2 separate regions of the Homo sapiens genome follow, and region 2 is linked to region 1. Evidence: chromatin loops called from intact Hi-C (ENCODE). Cell type or tissue: CD4-positive, alpha-beta T cell. All regions are shown on one strand.

Region 1 (8,000 bases):
TCAGGGATCTAGAACTAGAAATACCATTTGACCCAGCCATCCCATTACTGGGTATATACCCAAAGGACTATAAATCATGCTGCTATAAAGACACATGCACACGTATGTTTATTGTGGCTTCCTGCATTTTCAAGAAAATGTCTGCCAAACACCATAACACAAATAACCACAGTCTTGTCTGTCAGTTGTCCTTCCAAATAAAAATGATACTCCATGAAAACAGCAGCTTGTAACTCAGGCACACACGTTTTTCCTTGAGTCAACCATTGCACTTCAGCATACAACAGGCCTTTATGCATTCTTCCCATTTCATCACATGGAATATTAAACTAGATGTGCATTCAGGGGTCAAGATTAAATGAGATTAATATTTTTCTGCTTTATCAAGGACATTCGTAAGTGAAGCTGGCATTTTTTTTTTAACTGCAAGTCCAGCACGTGGTGGTGAAGAATCCAGTGACAGAAGACTAGTGCAGCTGGTGCCACTGTCCTGATTTGTGCTCCAGCACCAGCTGTTTGATGCACTACTTTTGTACCACCAGTGCCAATGTCGACCAAGGCAAAGAATGTCTTAGTATTATAATTTTGACTTTGCAGATACCTGGAAAGGGTCTCAAGGCCCACTCCCAAGGTCTGTGGGAAACAGTCTGATAACCAGCGTACTCAATACACATTAGCTAATAATATTAATACTCGAAAACAAAAACAGGCTTTTATAAGCTGCTACAAAGAAAGAACATTTAAAGAAACCAAGATAAAAATGACTTCATCCCTTAGACTTTGGACAAGAAGAGAGCCTGTGTCAAGGTGATTCACAAGTTAATAGAAATGGAGTTATCACCACAATTACAGTACACAATTAGTAGAGGCAGAAGTTTTCTCTCTTAAAGCAGAGGGAAATATTCCAAAATCTAAAAAAATCAGAACCAATTTGTCAACTAAAGCCTGTGGCTACAAATATAATTACCAGAAACAATGGACTTGAAAACAGACTATTTAAAAAAGAAATTAGTGGATTCAAACATTAACAAATGCTAAGATAATGACGACACAGGATTCATATGTAAATTAGATAACATGTACAGGTAATTTTTATCCTAAAGGATTTTCAGACTATAAATAAAAAGTAAATTGGTGGGGGGGGGTGGTAAATGCTGTAAGCTAACTTCATTATCCTCTGTAAAACAGTTTCCTTATTTAATAAAAAAAGAGAGTAGTGGAACTAAAGAAAAGAGAAGTACCAAAATGTTTTAAATGTTGGAAAAGGGATTATTTTATGTGGTTTTTGACATAATTTAAAGGAAACTTAAAATTTTATGTCTATTACATGAAAAATAGAAAACAAGATAAACTTACAAAAGGACCCACAAAATATAATTCATGATTCAAATACTAGGGTTAGAAAAATATACATGAGCTGAATGTTCTCTTATTAATTTCCTATTGCTGCCATTCAAAACTGCCACAAACCTAGTGGTTTAAAAAGCATAAACCTAGTGGTTTAAAAGGCATAACCCTTACAATTCTGGAGGTCAGAGTCCAATATGGGTCTCGCTGGGCTAAACTTGAGGTGTCAGCAGGACTATGCTACTGAAGGCTCTAGGAGAGAATGTTTCTTTGCCTTTTCTAGCTCTAGAGGCTGCCACATTCCTTAGCTCATGGCCCCTTCCTCCATCTTCAAAGTCAACAATGGAGAATGCAGTTCTTCTCATACTGAATCACTCTGACCTCCTTTTCTGTCTCCCTCTTCTATATTTAAGGGCCCTGTAATTACATTGGGCTCAGCCAGAGAATCCAGAATAATCTATTTTAAGGTCAGCTGATGAGCAAACTTAATTCCATCTGCTACCTTAATTCCCCTTTGCCATGTAACAGAACATATTCCCTGGTTCCACGGATTAGGATGTGGACATACTTGGGGGCGTCATTATTCTGCCTACCACAGCTCTGTAAAAAGAAAGGTTGCTTCCTAGATTAAGAAAGTAAACCTGTTACATTCAAGAGTTACGCTTGGAACCAAAGTCAAAAGTCGAACCAACTATCAGAAATCAGATGACAGAGGTTTAGCACGCCTGGATGAAGACAAGAGCAACAATTTACTATCTTTAAAATTAGATAAATTAGATTTCAAAGCCGAAAGTATTAAAATGCTAAAAGGACTAATAAGGAAAACCTAAATAACAAAAACCTAACATGACCATGGAATATGGAAATAATTTTACAATTTTTCTTTTTTAAGGATACACAGAAATATTTTAATTGTGGGCTTCCTCATGCTACTCTTAAATCATGACAGATAAAACAGACAAAGTTCCTAAGGAAAATACGGAAATGAACACAAGAGTAGATTTAAAAAACAGCAAGGTTATATGAAGAGAATTAAGTAGCAGAACGAGAAAATTTAAAAAACAGCAAGCTTATATGAAGATAATTACGTAGCAGAACAAGAAAACATACTTGCTTTACATATATATAGTTTTTCCAGGGAGAAAAAAAGGATCATGGGGCAGCAATACACAATAAACACACATCTAATTTACAATTGTTAAAAATATTTGAGTGCCTGAAATGTGTGAGATACATAAAAAGGAGCAACAATGCGTTCGCTCAAGATGCTCAGACTAATAGGAACAGAGGGAGATGATGTATCAACAAGTAACTACATATGGTAAACTAGGGGACTTGGAAGATTAATTTCCCTGAGAGAGATGGGAAGAGAAGTGGAATCTGGGCAACAAGTTGGGAATAAGGAATTCCAGACAAAGGGAATAAGATGTTTTCCAATTTTTTAAAAATTATTTTTATTTATTATGGATACAAAACAGTTGTGCCTATTTATGGGGTACACGTGATACTGTGATGCAAGCATACAATGTGTAATGATCAAATCAGAGTAACTGGGATATCCATCACCTCAAGCACTGATCACTTACTTGTGTTAGGCACATTTCAATTCCACTCTTTTAGTTATTTGCAAATATACATTATTAACTATATTTGCCCTCTTGTGCTACCAAACACTAGATTTATTATTTCTATCTAACTGTATTATTGTACCCATTGCTCATCCCCTCTTTATCCTCCCCTCTCCAATTCCAGCAGACTGGAACACACAGAATACTTTCTATAAATCGTGGTGGGTAGGGTGCTGCAGAGACAGGAGAAAGGGTACTGGGGGGAATAAGCCAGAAGTTGGCTGTGGTAACATGGTAGGGGAATGTGAATATCAAGGTAAAGTCCTTGGAATTTATTAATAGGTAATATGGGGCCACTGCAGATTTTCTCAACAAGAGTGACAGAAGATACATATGAGTGTGTAAGGTAGATTGTAATCAGTAGAGACCAGAGGTAGACATTTTATACAATTCATAAAAACACTGACAAAAAATGGATCATTTTCAATACTGATTTGTTAAGCAGTTTAGTAGAGTTACTAAAATACAATTGAAACATAAAAATACCTGGGCAGCTGCCAAAACAAAACTCAAGAGAAAATGTGTTCATTTAAAATGTTTAAGTAAAAGTAGAAAACAAAGAAAAAAAAAAAGAGGCAAAAGAAAACTAGTAAACTGAGTTTCTAAGAAATTTGGGGAAAAAGCCAAAACATGAAAATAATAAAACTAAAAGTAGAAATATAGATATAAAAATGAAACTGATCAGTAATCCCAACAGCTAGCTTTTTAAAAAAATTAAACTACAAAGTTGATCAAGTAAAACAAAGTAATACAATCAGTAAGTTCAAAAGATGTAATTCATACACACTCCTAGTTGGGGAAAGAAAGAATAGTATCTTAACTATATCAATATATTTGCAAGCAAAGTCTAAAAGGTGACTGCATAGCCAAAAGGAAATATCAAGCCTGATTTGCAAAAGAATACACAATAATATGCAATAATACAGTGATAAGAAAATGTATTTACAAAAATAACTTATGGTCATAGCCTAAACTACTTTGAGTTACTTTTCAAGAAACATTCAGACCAGATTCCAAGTATAAAAATAGACTGCTTAATTCTCCACAAACCTGGGAGAAATGGGAGGTTCTGGTTTAACATTAATCACTACTTCTTAAAATTCACTTTTCCAGTTACACCTTTAGAATGGATTTATTCCACTCTCATTTGAATCTGTAGTGTTAGTATACGATGAATCACTAAGTAGTGCTACCTGGGCCAAAGCTAGTATCCTCTCTGAAATTTACATGGAGCTTTCTGCTCAGGCTCAAATTCCCTCTCTCCACTTTGCAGGGTTGGGAGAATAGGGAGGGAGAAAAGGAAGAAGGGAGGGAGAGAGAGAATATACTTAGCAAAGGAATGATGACTCTGAATGTAAAAGTTCTAGTATCTGTTTTCTGCATATCATAAGAATGCAGCTGGACTCTTTTTAGACCTATCAGTTTTTTTCCAGTGGAAGCTGCTGGCTTCACTGGAGCACATACACGCGCATTAACACATGCCTGCATGCACGTACACACGCACAAGCACATACACACACACAAACTTTGGATGGCACATCCCAGTCTAAAGCTTGACAGAATGGCTCCAAATGACAACCTGACATACTCACAAACTATCAAGGGAACTGCCCCTCTTACACCTTATTAACCAAATTTAAAGTCTTTTAGTGGAGACTTTAGCTGGTTTTATTAAGATAAAAAATGTTTAAGAGCATTTAACCAGTAGATACAAAAAAGCACAAAAGCCAAATAAAAGCAGAGCCCAGGCCAGTAGGAAGATCTGCATTTAAGTTCCTCAACTGCCATTCATCAGCGGTGTGGTCTTGGGTGAGTTATTTTCCCCCAGGTCTGTCTCCTCATCTGATTCCTCATATACTGATTCATTAAGACAAGGGTATGTGAAAGCACTGTGTAAATGATACATTTTACCCATTCTAGCTTTAGCAGTATTATGAAAGACAAAAGTTCTGCCACATTGTAGGTAATAATCTCATTTAGCAATCATTGTTGTCACTATTAGGTTGGAGCTGACAAAGTATGAGTCTCCACTTATAAAGCATCTATCTCCAGAGTTCGAGGCTTTTGTCTTAAATTCCAGTCATCTTGTACAGGCATGACATATCAGGCAAAATGATTAGAAAACTCAAGCTCCATATTAAAAAGCTTAACTTCTGGAGTCCTAGGAAACTATCTAAAACTCCTTCAATCCACGGTCTCTCCTGTACAACAAAGACTTCCCAGTGGTAGATGTCTATTTGTACCCAACATCCACTCATTCAGCACGTAATTCAGCACCTCCAAATCCTGGCCCTCAAAGAACACAGCTAAGAACAATGTGTGTGTAATTATCAAGTAATAGGAATGATACTTTTAAAACTGGAAATTATACATTCAAATGAGATTTCTCTCCTTTAACCAGTCCCCTTGGGAGGCAATGCAGTAATTCCAATGGTACTTCATTACTCAAATCATCTTTGAAGCTTTCTTCTTGGAAGCACCTTGAGAACCTGCAGTCTGATCTTCTGACTATCCCAAATGGTGCTAAATTTTCACTGAGGGTGGATTCAAATTTTGGAAATGGCAAACAGTCAGTCAGAGCCAAGGTTAGTGAATAAGATGTGTGATCAAACTAGGTGGAACTATTTTGGTTGAAAATGATAGATGATCATAAAGCAATGAGATGGATCTTCTTATGTGATATGTAAACTGACTTTAAAGGGAATTCCAGATGAGTAACAAGGAGTATGAACAATGGAATAGGTGTATACATTCTCTTTCCCCAAGTAACCTCTTTGAATAACAACACTCATTTGGATGTATAAGCGCCACTAACAGGTTTGTTTTGTTTAATCACTTACAATTTGTAAATAGAGGGTTCCTTAGCATACTGGATCTACAATGTCATGGAGGAAAGGAGTTGTCACTTAACTAGAACTATGGCATGGCACGCAGGAAAGAGCACAGGCTTCATGAGACTGACGTGGATTCGAATGTTGACTTAGATTCTTCCTGCCTATGCAACTTCAGGGAAGTCACAAGCTGTCAAGACTTTAAAATAAGGCTGATACCTAATTTTGCAGGGTTGTTGTAAAGATCATGGATAATGGATGCAAAGCCCCTACATTGGGCCTGGCATGTGGTGGGTACTCAAGAAGTCACAGCTATTATTAACAGCAACATCAGTAAAATCAAGACCATTTTCTGACTGTAGGTGGCTTGAGAGGACAGAACAACAGATAAGCAGTCACTTGAGTGGTAAGTAGTTCATTGACAGTACTGACAGTACACTCGTGCATTAGATACTGCTTTCTTAAAAACAATAACCTGTAAAAACTATTTGCAGTAACTATGTATTTTTAATTCATACGACACATATCATCTGCAGTGCTCATACCACATGGACCTCTTCACTACCTGAACATACCAGGCACTATCATGACCCCATGCCTTTGTGTACTTTGTCCCTTCTGAGATACTGAAAGGGGCCAGCCCCTCCACACCTGTGGGTATTTCTCGTCAGGTGGGACGAGACTGAGAAAAGAAATAAGACACAGAAACAAAGTATAGAGAAAGAACAGTGGGCCCAGGGGACCGGCACTCAGCATACGGAGGACCCGCACCAGCGCTAGCCTCTGAGTTACCTCAGTATTTACTGATCATTATTTTTACTATCTTAGCGAGGGGAGTGTAGCAGGGCAACAGGTGGGGAGAAGGTCAGCAGGGAAACGTGAGCAAAGGAATCTGTATCATGAATAAGTTCAAGGAAAGGTACTGTGCCTGGATGTGCACGCAGGCTAGATTTATGTTTCTCTTTACCCAAACAACTCAGTGTAGCAAAGAGTAACAGAGCAGTATTGCTGCCAGCATACTTCGCCTCCAGCCACAGGGTGGTTTTCTCCTATCTCAGAATAGAACGAATGGGAATGGTCAGCTTTACACAGAGACATTCCATTCCCAGGGATGAGCAGGAGACAGAAGCCTTCCTCTTATCTCAACTGCAAAGAGGCCCCGCTCTTTCACTACTCCTCCTCAGCACAGACACTTTACGGGTGTCGGGCTGGGGGGTGGTAAGGTCTTTCCTTTCCCACAAGGCCATATCTCAGGCTGTCTCAGTGGGGGGAAACCTTGGACAATACCCAGGCTTTCTTGGGCAGATGTCCCTGCGGCCTTCCGCAGTGCACTGTGTCCCTGGTTAATCGAGAATGGAGAATGGCGATGACTTTTACCAAGCATACTGCCTGCAAACATATTGTTAACAAGGTACATCCTGCACAGCCCTAAATCCATTAAACCTTGATTCATTACAGCACAGGTTTCTGTGAGCACAGGGTTGGGACTAAAGTTACAGGTTAACAGCATCTCAAAGCAGAAACAATTTTTCTTAGTACAGATCAAAATGGAGTTTCTTATGTCTTCCTTTTCTACATAGACACAGTAACAATCTGATCTCTCTCTCTCTTCCTCACAAGGTACCCTTCCTACTCTCTGGTCTGATGACAACCCTACAATTCTAGCTCAAAAGTCTGGCTCAAAAGACTAGCTCAATTCAAAATCTAGCTCAAAAGTCATTTCCACTATAGACTCTTCCCTGCCTGCTCGAGACAGAATTAGTAGCTCTGCCATTTGTACTTCTAAGACATTTGGTTTCTTTCACTGTAATGCCTCATACTCTATTGAATTCTTATTTCCCTTTCATTTCTGCTTCTTCCACTAGGCTTACGCATTGAGAGGAGGACTATATTCCTTTATTTTTGTACTTAGAGCACCTAGTACATCACTTGGCACGAGATAGGAATCTAGATGTTTGAGGAATCAATGTTATAATATACTTTGCAAATAACTGTTAGAGGCCAGGTAGCTGACTTTAGTGAACTATATTACCAGCAATCGCATTCCTTTTTCCTGCTTCAAACAAGAGACAAGATAACTTATATGGACTCCAGAATGTCTTCTGAAGATGGAGCATACAGAAGTCTCCAAACACTACTGATCTCATCAGTACCCCATGCCCACAAGTTGGAACCCCCAGAGCAACACTTCTCA
Region 2 (8,000 bases), 200 kb after region 1:
ATGTGTATATGTATGTATATTTACCTGTTTTATTATTATACTTTAAGATCTAGGGTACATGTGCATGACGTGCAGGTTTGTTACATATGTATACATGTGCCATATTGGTGTACTGCACCCATTAACTCGTCATTTACATTCCTATTACATTAGGAATATCTCCTAATGCTATTCCTCCCGCCTCTTCCCACTCCACGACAGGCCCCGGTGTGTGATGTTCCCCACCCTGTGTCCAAGTGTTCTCATTGTTCAATTTCCACCTATGAGTGAGAACATGCGGTGTTTGGTTTTTTGTCCTTGTGATAGTTTGCTGAGAATGATGGTTTCCAGCTTCATCCATGTCCCTACAAAGGACATGAACTCATCCTTTTTTATGCCTGCATAGTATTCCATGGTGTATATGTGTCACATTTTCTTAATCCAGTCTATCATTGATGGACATCTGGGTTGGTTCCAAGTCTTTGCTATTGTGAATAGTGCCGCAATAAACATACGTGTGCATGTGTATTTACAGCAGCATGATTTATAATCCTTTGATGTGCTGCTGGATTCAGTTTGCCAGTATTTTATTGAGGATTTTTGCATCGATGTTCATCAGGGATATTGGTCTAAAATTCTCTTTTTTTGTTGTGTCTCTGCCAGGCTTTGATATCAGGATGATGCTGGCCTCATAAAATGAGTTAGGGAGGATTCCCTCTCTTTCTATTGATTGGAATAGTTTCAGAAGGAATGGTACCAGCTCCTCTTTGTACCTCTGGTACAATTCGGCTGTGAATCTGTCTGGTCCTCGACGTTTTTTGGTTGGTAGGCTATTAATTATTGCCTCAATATCGGAGGGTGTTATTGGTCTATTCAGGGATTCAACTTCTTCCTGGTTTAGGCTTGAGAAGGCGTATGTGTCCAGGAATTTATTCATTTCTTCTAGATTTTCTAGTTTATTTGCGTAGAGGTGTTTATAGTATTCTCTGATGGTAGTTTGTATTTCTGTGGGATCGGTGGTGATATCCCCTTTATCATTTTTTATTGCGTCTATTTGATTCTTCTCTCTTTTCTTCTTTATTAGTCTTGCTAGCGGTCTATCAATTTTGTTGATCTTTTCAAAAACCAGCTCCTGGATTCACTGATTTTTTGAAGGGTTTTTTGTGTCTCTGTCTCCTTCAGTTCTGCTTTGATTTTAGTTATTTCTTCCCTTCTGCTAGCTTTTGAATATGTTTGCTCTTGCTTCTCTAGTTCTTTTAATTGTGATGTTAGGGTGTCAATTTTAGATCTTTCTTGCTTTCTCTTGTGGGCATTTAGTGCTATAAATTTCCCTCTACACACTGCTTTAAATGTGTCCCAGAGATTCTGGTATGTTGTGTCTTTGTTCTCATTGGTTTCAAAGAACATCTTTATTTCTGCCTTCATTTCGTTATGTACCCAGTAGTCATTCAAGAGCAGGTTGTTCAGTTTCCATGTAGTTGTGTGGTTTTAAGTGAGTTTCTTAATGGTGAGTTCTAGTTTGATTGCACTGTGGTCTGAGAGACAGTTTGTTATAGTTTCTGTTCTTTTACATTTGCTGAGGAGTGCTTTACTTCCAACTATGTGGTCAATTTTGGAATAAGTGTGATGTGGTACTGAGAAGAGTGTATATTCTGTTGATTTGGGTGGAGAGTTCTGTAGATGTCTATTAGGTCGGCTTGGTGCAGAGCTGAGTTCAATTCCTGGATATCCTTGTTAACTTTCTGTCTTGATCTGTCTAATGTTGACAGTGGGGAATTAAGGTCTCCTATTATTATTGTGTGGGAGACTAAGTCTCTTTGTCGGTCTCTAAGGACTTGCTTTATGAATCTGGGTGCTCCTGTATTGGGTGCATATATATTTAGGACAGTTAGCTCTTCTTGTTGAATGGATCCCTTTACCATTATGTAATGGCCTTTGTCTCTTTTGATCTTTGTTGGTTTAAAGTCTGTTTTATCCGAGACTAGGATTGCAACCCCTGCTTTTTTGTTTGTTTGTTTTCTATTTGCTTGGTAGATCTTCCTCCATCCTTTTATTTTGAGCCTATGTGTGTCTCTACATGTGAGATGGGTTTTCTGAATACAGCACACTGATGGGTCTTGACTCTTTATCCAATTTGCCAGTCTGTGTCTTTTAACTGGAGCATTTAGCCCATTTACATTTAAGGTTAATATTGTTATGTGTGTATTTGATCCTGTCATTACGATGTTAGCTGGTGATTTTGCTTGTTAGTTGATGAAGTTTCTTCCTAGCATCAGTGGTCTTTACGATTTGGCATGTTTTTGCAGTGGCTGGTACCAGTTGTTCCTTTCCATGTTTACTGCTTCCTTCAGGAGCTCTTGTAACGCAGGCCTGGTGATGACAAAATCTCTCAGCATTTGCTTGTCTGTAAAGGATTTTATTTTTCCTTCACTTACGAAGCTTAGTTTGGCAGGATATGAAATTCTGGGTTGAAAATTCTTTTCTTTAAGAATGTTGAATATTGGCCCCCACTCTCTTCTGGCTTCTATGTAGAGTTTCTACCAAGAGATCCGCTGTTAGTCTGATGGGCTTCCCTTTGTGGGAAACCTGACCTTTCTCTCTGGCTGCCCTTAATATTTTTTCCTTCATTTCAACTTTGGTGAATCTGATAATTATGTGTCTTGGAGTTGCTCTTCTCAAGGAGTATCTTTGTGGCTTTCTCTGTATTTCCTGAATTTGAATGTTGGCCTGCCTTGCTAGGTTGGGGAAGTTCTCCTGGATAGTATCCTGAAGAGTGTTTTCCAACTTGGTTCCATTCTCCCTGTCACTTTCAGGTACATCAATTAGACGTAGATTTGGTCTTTTCACATAGTCCCATATTTCTTGGAGGCTTTCTTTGTTTCTTTTTACTCTTTTTTCTCTAAACTTCTCTTCTTGCTTTATTTCATTCATTTGATCTTCAATCACTGATACCCTTTCTTCCACTTGATCAAATCAGCTACTGAAGCTTGTGCATATGTCACGTAGTTCTCGTGCCATGGTTTTCAGCTCCATCAGGTCATTTAAGGTCTTCTCTATGCTGTTTATTCTAGTTAGCCATTCATCTAATCCTTTTTCAAGATTTTTAGCTTCTTTGCGATGGGTTTGAACATCCTCCTTTAGCTTGGAGAAGTTTGTTATTACCGATCGTCTGAAGCCTTCTTTTCTCAACTCGTCAAAGTCATTCTCCATCCAGCTTTGTTCTGTTGCTGGCAAGGAGCTGCATTTCTTTGGAAGGGAAGAGGCACTCTGATTTTTAGAATTTTCAGCTTTTCTGCTCTGTTTTTTCCCCATCTTTGTGGTTTTATCTACCTTTGGTCTTTGACGTACAGATGGGGTTTTGGTGTGGATGTCCTTTCTGTTTGTTAGTTTTCCTTCTAACCGTCAGGACCTTCAGCTGCAGGTCTGTTGGAGTTTGCCTAGGTCCACTCCAGACCCCGTTTGCCTGGGTATCAATCACCCGAGGAGGCTGCAGAACAGCAGATATCGCAGAACGGCAAATGTTGCTGCCTTATTCTTCCTCTGGAAGCTTCGTCTCAGAGGGGCACTGGGCTGTATGAGGTGTCAGTCAGTCCCTACTGGGAGGTGTCTCCCAGTTAGACTACTCGGGGGTCAGGGACCCACTTGAGGAGGCAGTCTGTCCATTCTCAGATCTCAAACTCTGTGTTGGGAGAACCACTACTGTCTTCAAAGCTGTCAGACAGGGACGTTTAAGTCTGCAGAAGTTTCTGCTGCTTTTTGTTCAGCTATGGGCTGCCCCCAGAGGTGGAGTCTACAGAGGCAGGCAGGTCTCCTTGAGCTGCGGTGGGCTCCACCCAGTTCGAGCTTCCCAGCTGCTTTGTTTACCTACTCAAGCCTCAGCAATGGCAGACGTCCCTCCCCCAGCCTTGTTGCTGCCTTGCAGTTCAATCTCAGACTGCTGTGCTAGCAGTGAGCAAGGATCCGTGGGCGTGGGACCCTCCAAGCCAGGCGCAGGATATAATCTCCTTGTGTGCTGTTTGCTAAGACTGTTGGAAAAGTGCAGTATTAGGGTGGGAGTGTCCTAATTTTCCAGGTACTGTCTGTCATGGCTTCCCTTGGCTAGGAAAGGGAATTCTCCTACCCGTTGCACTTCCCGGGTGAGGTGATGCCCTGCCCTGCTTCAGCTCACAATCCGTGAACTGCACCCACTGTCTGACAAACCCCAGTGAGATGAACCTGGTACCTCAGTTGGAAATGCAGAAATCACCCATCTTCTGCATCACTCAAGCTGGGAGCTGCAGACTGGAGCTGTTCCTATTCGGCCATCTTGAAACTGCTCTATATTTACCTTTTAAAATTCTTGTTTCTTTTTTTCTCAGACGTTAGATATGAGTTCTAAATTTCTTTTCAAATAATTAATATGTCAGTATGTTCAATTCTTTGCTTTCTACTTTTAAACTTAACTTCCTCGTAAAGCAACCTTTTTCGATTACCTACTCCACCCTGACTCATTCAAATTACCTACTCCACCCTGACTCATTCCAATCACCTGTGCCACCTTAACTCATTCTGATCACCTGCTCCACCCTAACTCATTCAGATTACCTGCTACCTGCTCTGCCCTGACTCCCGCCAAAGCACTCAACCCAACATTCTCTTTAAATTAGCCAATCTGAATTTAGCCTGTGCAGGCTAACCCTAGCCAATAGGAGAATGACACAGCAGCAGGGGCCACATGCGTCAGGGATAAGAACCCCTTCCCCTCCCTTGTCCAAGTGTGCGCTCACCATTGCTCCATCTGTAAGGGCATACCCTTTTATAGAAGTAACTTGCCTTGCTGAGAATTAAAAATAAAATTTTATATTTGAGTGCTATTACTTTTGCTGCACTGAAACTTTATATATAACAATTTAGGGGCTGCCTGTGATTACATTCCCCTCTAGGGACGTTCTCTGGTTCTCTCTTGTGAGGAGGCACACCCCGCCCCCTTGTGGCAGCCTCAGGGGTGAGAAATCAAGACCCACCCAGTGTGAGGAATAACCTGGGCTCTCAGCAACGTGGGGGCAGGGGACTGGCCAGCAACCTAGCTTAAAGGATCCTCACATAGTGTGGCAACAACTCTGTGCACAGACCAAGGAAGGAGAAGCTGTGGGAGCTGGTAAAATATTTCCTTGGTGGTCAGGACCAAGGTAAGAAAGTTGCAGTGGGGCGGGGGCGGTGAAGTACTCCTTGGTCGGGGTGGCTTAGAAGTTAAAAAGTGGTGAGACATCCCCATTGTGGGGGATTGAACCTCACACAAATCTCCAGTAGTAGAAATGGCAAGAAACTTCCAGTGGGGAAATTGAGCCTCACCCCAAAATGCAAGAAATTTCCAGTGGGGACATTGAGCCTCACCCCAAAAAGGCAAGAAATTTCCAGTGGGGGAAATTTAGCCTCACCCCAAAAGGCAAGAAATTTCCAGTGGGGAAATTGAGCCTTACCCCAAAATGCAAGAAATTTCCAGTGGGGACATTGAGCCTCACCCCAAAAGGTGAGAAATTCCCAGTAAGGGAAATTGAACCTTGAACCTTACCCCAAAACCATCAAGATGAGAAATACCCCAAGCAAGACAGGGAGCAAGGAGGATAAAGATGGTAACAAAGATATCCCCCCGGATAGCCCCCTAGGTCTCATGCTAAAACACTGGAAGGATAATGAAGGGACTAAAAGAAAAAAGGAAAAAGCAACAAATGATACAATATTGCTGTTTTACTTGAACTCAGGGACCCATCCTCAAACCCTCAATCTTCTGGCTAAAGTTTAGGTCGAATGAGCATGTAATGTGTCAGCTTCTAATCCGATATGTTAATGATAAAAGTCCAGTGTCTCAAGAAGAACTAGGCTATGGAGACAAGGACCTGCCCTCCTTTTTCCCTTAAAAACAAATAGGGAAGAACCCAATCTGGCACCTCAAAATGAAAAGTCAGAGGAGCCAGCTCTCACGCCTAAACATTCCAGCGCATGAGATCCTCTAGACTATCTTCCCCCATTCAGTGTCCCCAATCTTTCCCCTCAGACAGCCACTGACACCTCAGATCCCATTCCAAATCCCCCTCTACTCATGTTATCCCTCCTCCTTATAACCCTGACTCTTGGGAATTACCATTCCATCAGTCTGTTCCCTCCCGACCTAAATACCCCTGTCTAAAAGGACTCCAGTATGAGGTAGAACGATGTAAAAAAGATATTCAGAATTTCCCATTTCCCTCTGTACCTAAGGGGTTAGCCCTGATCCTCTTACCTTTGAAAGAGGTACCACAAGGAGGGTGGGGGGAGGGGGGAAGGGGGCATTGGATTTGTAAATGCTACCCTACCGAGTTCAGAAGTCCACAGTTTTAAAAAAGGAGCTTAAATCACTACTAGATGACCCTTACAGAGTGGCAGACCAAATTGACCAATTCTTAGGACCTCAGTTGTACACCTGGGTCGAGTTAATGTCCATCTTGGGCATCCTCTTTTCAGAGGAAGAAAGAGTAGCTCCACTCCTGCCAGTCCCTCCCCTAGGGAAAGGGGAAGGAGAGGGGAGAACAGCAGCATAAGCAGCTGGCAGAGGCAGGGAAAGAACAGCAGAGAGGAAAGAGAGGGAGGGGGGAAAGAGAGAGAGAGAGGAAGAGACAAAGAGGGAATCAAAGAGAGAAAGAGAGAGAGACACACACAAAGAGGGAGTCAAAGAGAGAGAGAGAAAGAGGCAGAGAGAGAGGAAGAGACAAAGATGCAGTCAGAGAGAGAGGAAGAGACAGACAAAGAGGGAGTCAAAGAGAGAGAGAGAAAGAGGAAGAGACAGACAAAGAGGGAGTCAGAGAGAGAGAGAAAGAGGAAGAGACAGACAAAGAGGGAGTCAGAGAGAGAGAGAGGAAGAGAGAGAGACAAAGAGGGAGTCAGAGAGAGAGAGACAGAAAGTCAAAGAGAGACAGAGAAAAAGAGAGGCAGAGAGAGAGGAAGAGACAGACAAAGAGGGAGTCAAAGAGAGAGAGGCAGAGACGGAGTCAAAGGGAGAGAAAGAGAGAGACAGAAAGTCAAAGAAAGAAAGATAGAAGTAGTGAAGAAGAAACAGTGTACCCTATTCCTTTAAAAGCCAGGGTAAATTTAAAACCTATAATTGATAATTGAAGGTCTTCTCCATGACCCTATAACACTCCAATACCACCTTGTTGTCAGTGTAAACAAGGGCATAGCCCTAAAGCACTTAGGCCACTGACAACCCTTAGCCTTCCTATCTAAAATCCTTAACCTGCGGATGGCCCAAATGCATTTAATCTGTAGCAGCAACTGCTTTGCTAGCAGAAGAAAGTAGAAAAATCGCTTTTAGAGGAAACTTCATTGTAAGCACACCTCACAAGTTCAGAACTATCTTAAGTCAAAAAAAAAAAAAAAAGCAGAAAGGTAGCTTACTAACTCAAAAATCTTAAAGTATGGGACTCTTCTGTTAGAAAAAGATGATTTAACATTAACCACGGATAATTCCCTTAACCCAGCAGGTTTCCTAACAGGGGATCTAAATCTTAATTAATTACCATACAAAGGTCTGACCATACCTAGGAGGAACTCCCTTCAGGACAGGACAATAGATGGTTCCTCCCTGGTGACTGAGGGAAAAAGACACAATAGGTATTCAGTAATTGATAGGGAAACTCTTGTAAAAGCAGAGTTAGGAAAATGGCCTAATAATTGGTCTGCTCAAACCTGAGAGCTGTTTCCTCTCAGCCAAGCCTTAAAGTACTTAAAGAACCAGGAAGGAACCATCTATGCCAATTCTAAGTAAATCTGGACTAAACAAGGTCTTGTTAACAGCAAAGGATAATTGAAATCCCAAACTTACAAGGTTTTCAACAAAAGTAAAGTTTGCTAAAAGTTAACAGTGTAACATGTATTATCCTAACTTCTAATCTTATGGTCTTAGGCAGTCTAGTCCACAGACATGAAGGAAGTTCGCTTTGGAAAAGAATGGTTATCATCTTTAGGAAAAAAAGGGTGGAGGGGGGAATTTATGTAAAAAGAATGTT

What was found. Peaks named below come from ENCODE experiments on the same cell type or tissue, not always from the same donor. Only the 100,000 strongest peaks of a DNase experiment are listed, where the experiment ranks them.
Region 2: it touches region 1 in a loop (7-fold over the local background); 3 of 110 quality-filtered maps call a loop at or near these places.

Annotation. Positions count from the first base shown.
Region 1 is chrX:149,620,086-149,628,085 of GRCh38, forward strand. All of the region lies in intron 1 of TMEM185A (transmembrane protein 185A), which reads right to left. Among named protein-coding and RNA genes, the nearest start is that of TMEM185A, 7.7 kb to the right of the region's middle. In CD4-positive, alpha-beta T cell, no CTCF peak of the experiment used is centred here; no DNase peak of the experiment used is centred here.
Region 2 is chrX:149,820,670-149,828,669 of GRCh38, forward strand. LINC00850 (long intergenic non-protein coding RNA 850) reads left to right here and starts at 5,039. Exons shown (of 3, transcript NR_109813.1): 1 at 5,039-5,147. In CD4-positive, alpha-beta T cell, a CTCF peak has its summit at 4,941 (motif pointing left); a DNase peak (open chromatin) is centred at 4,942.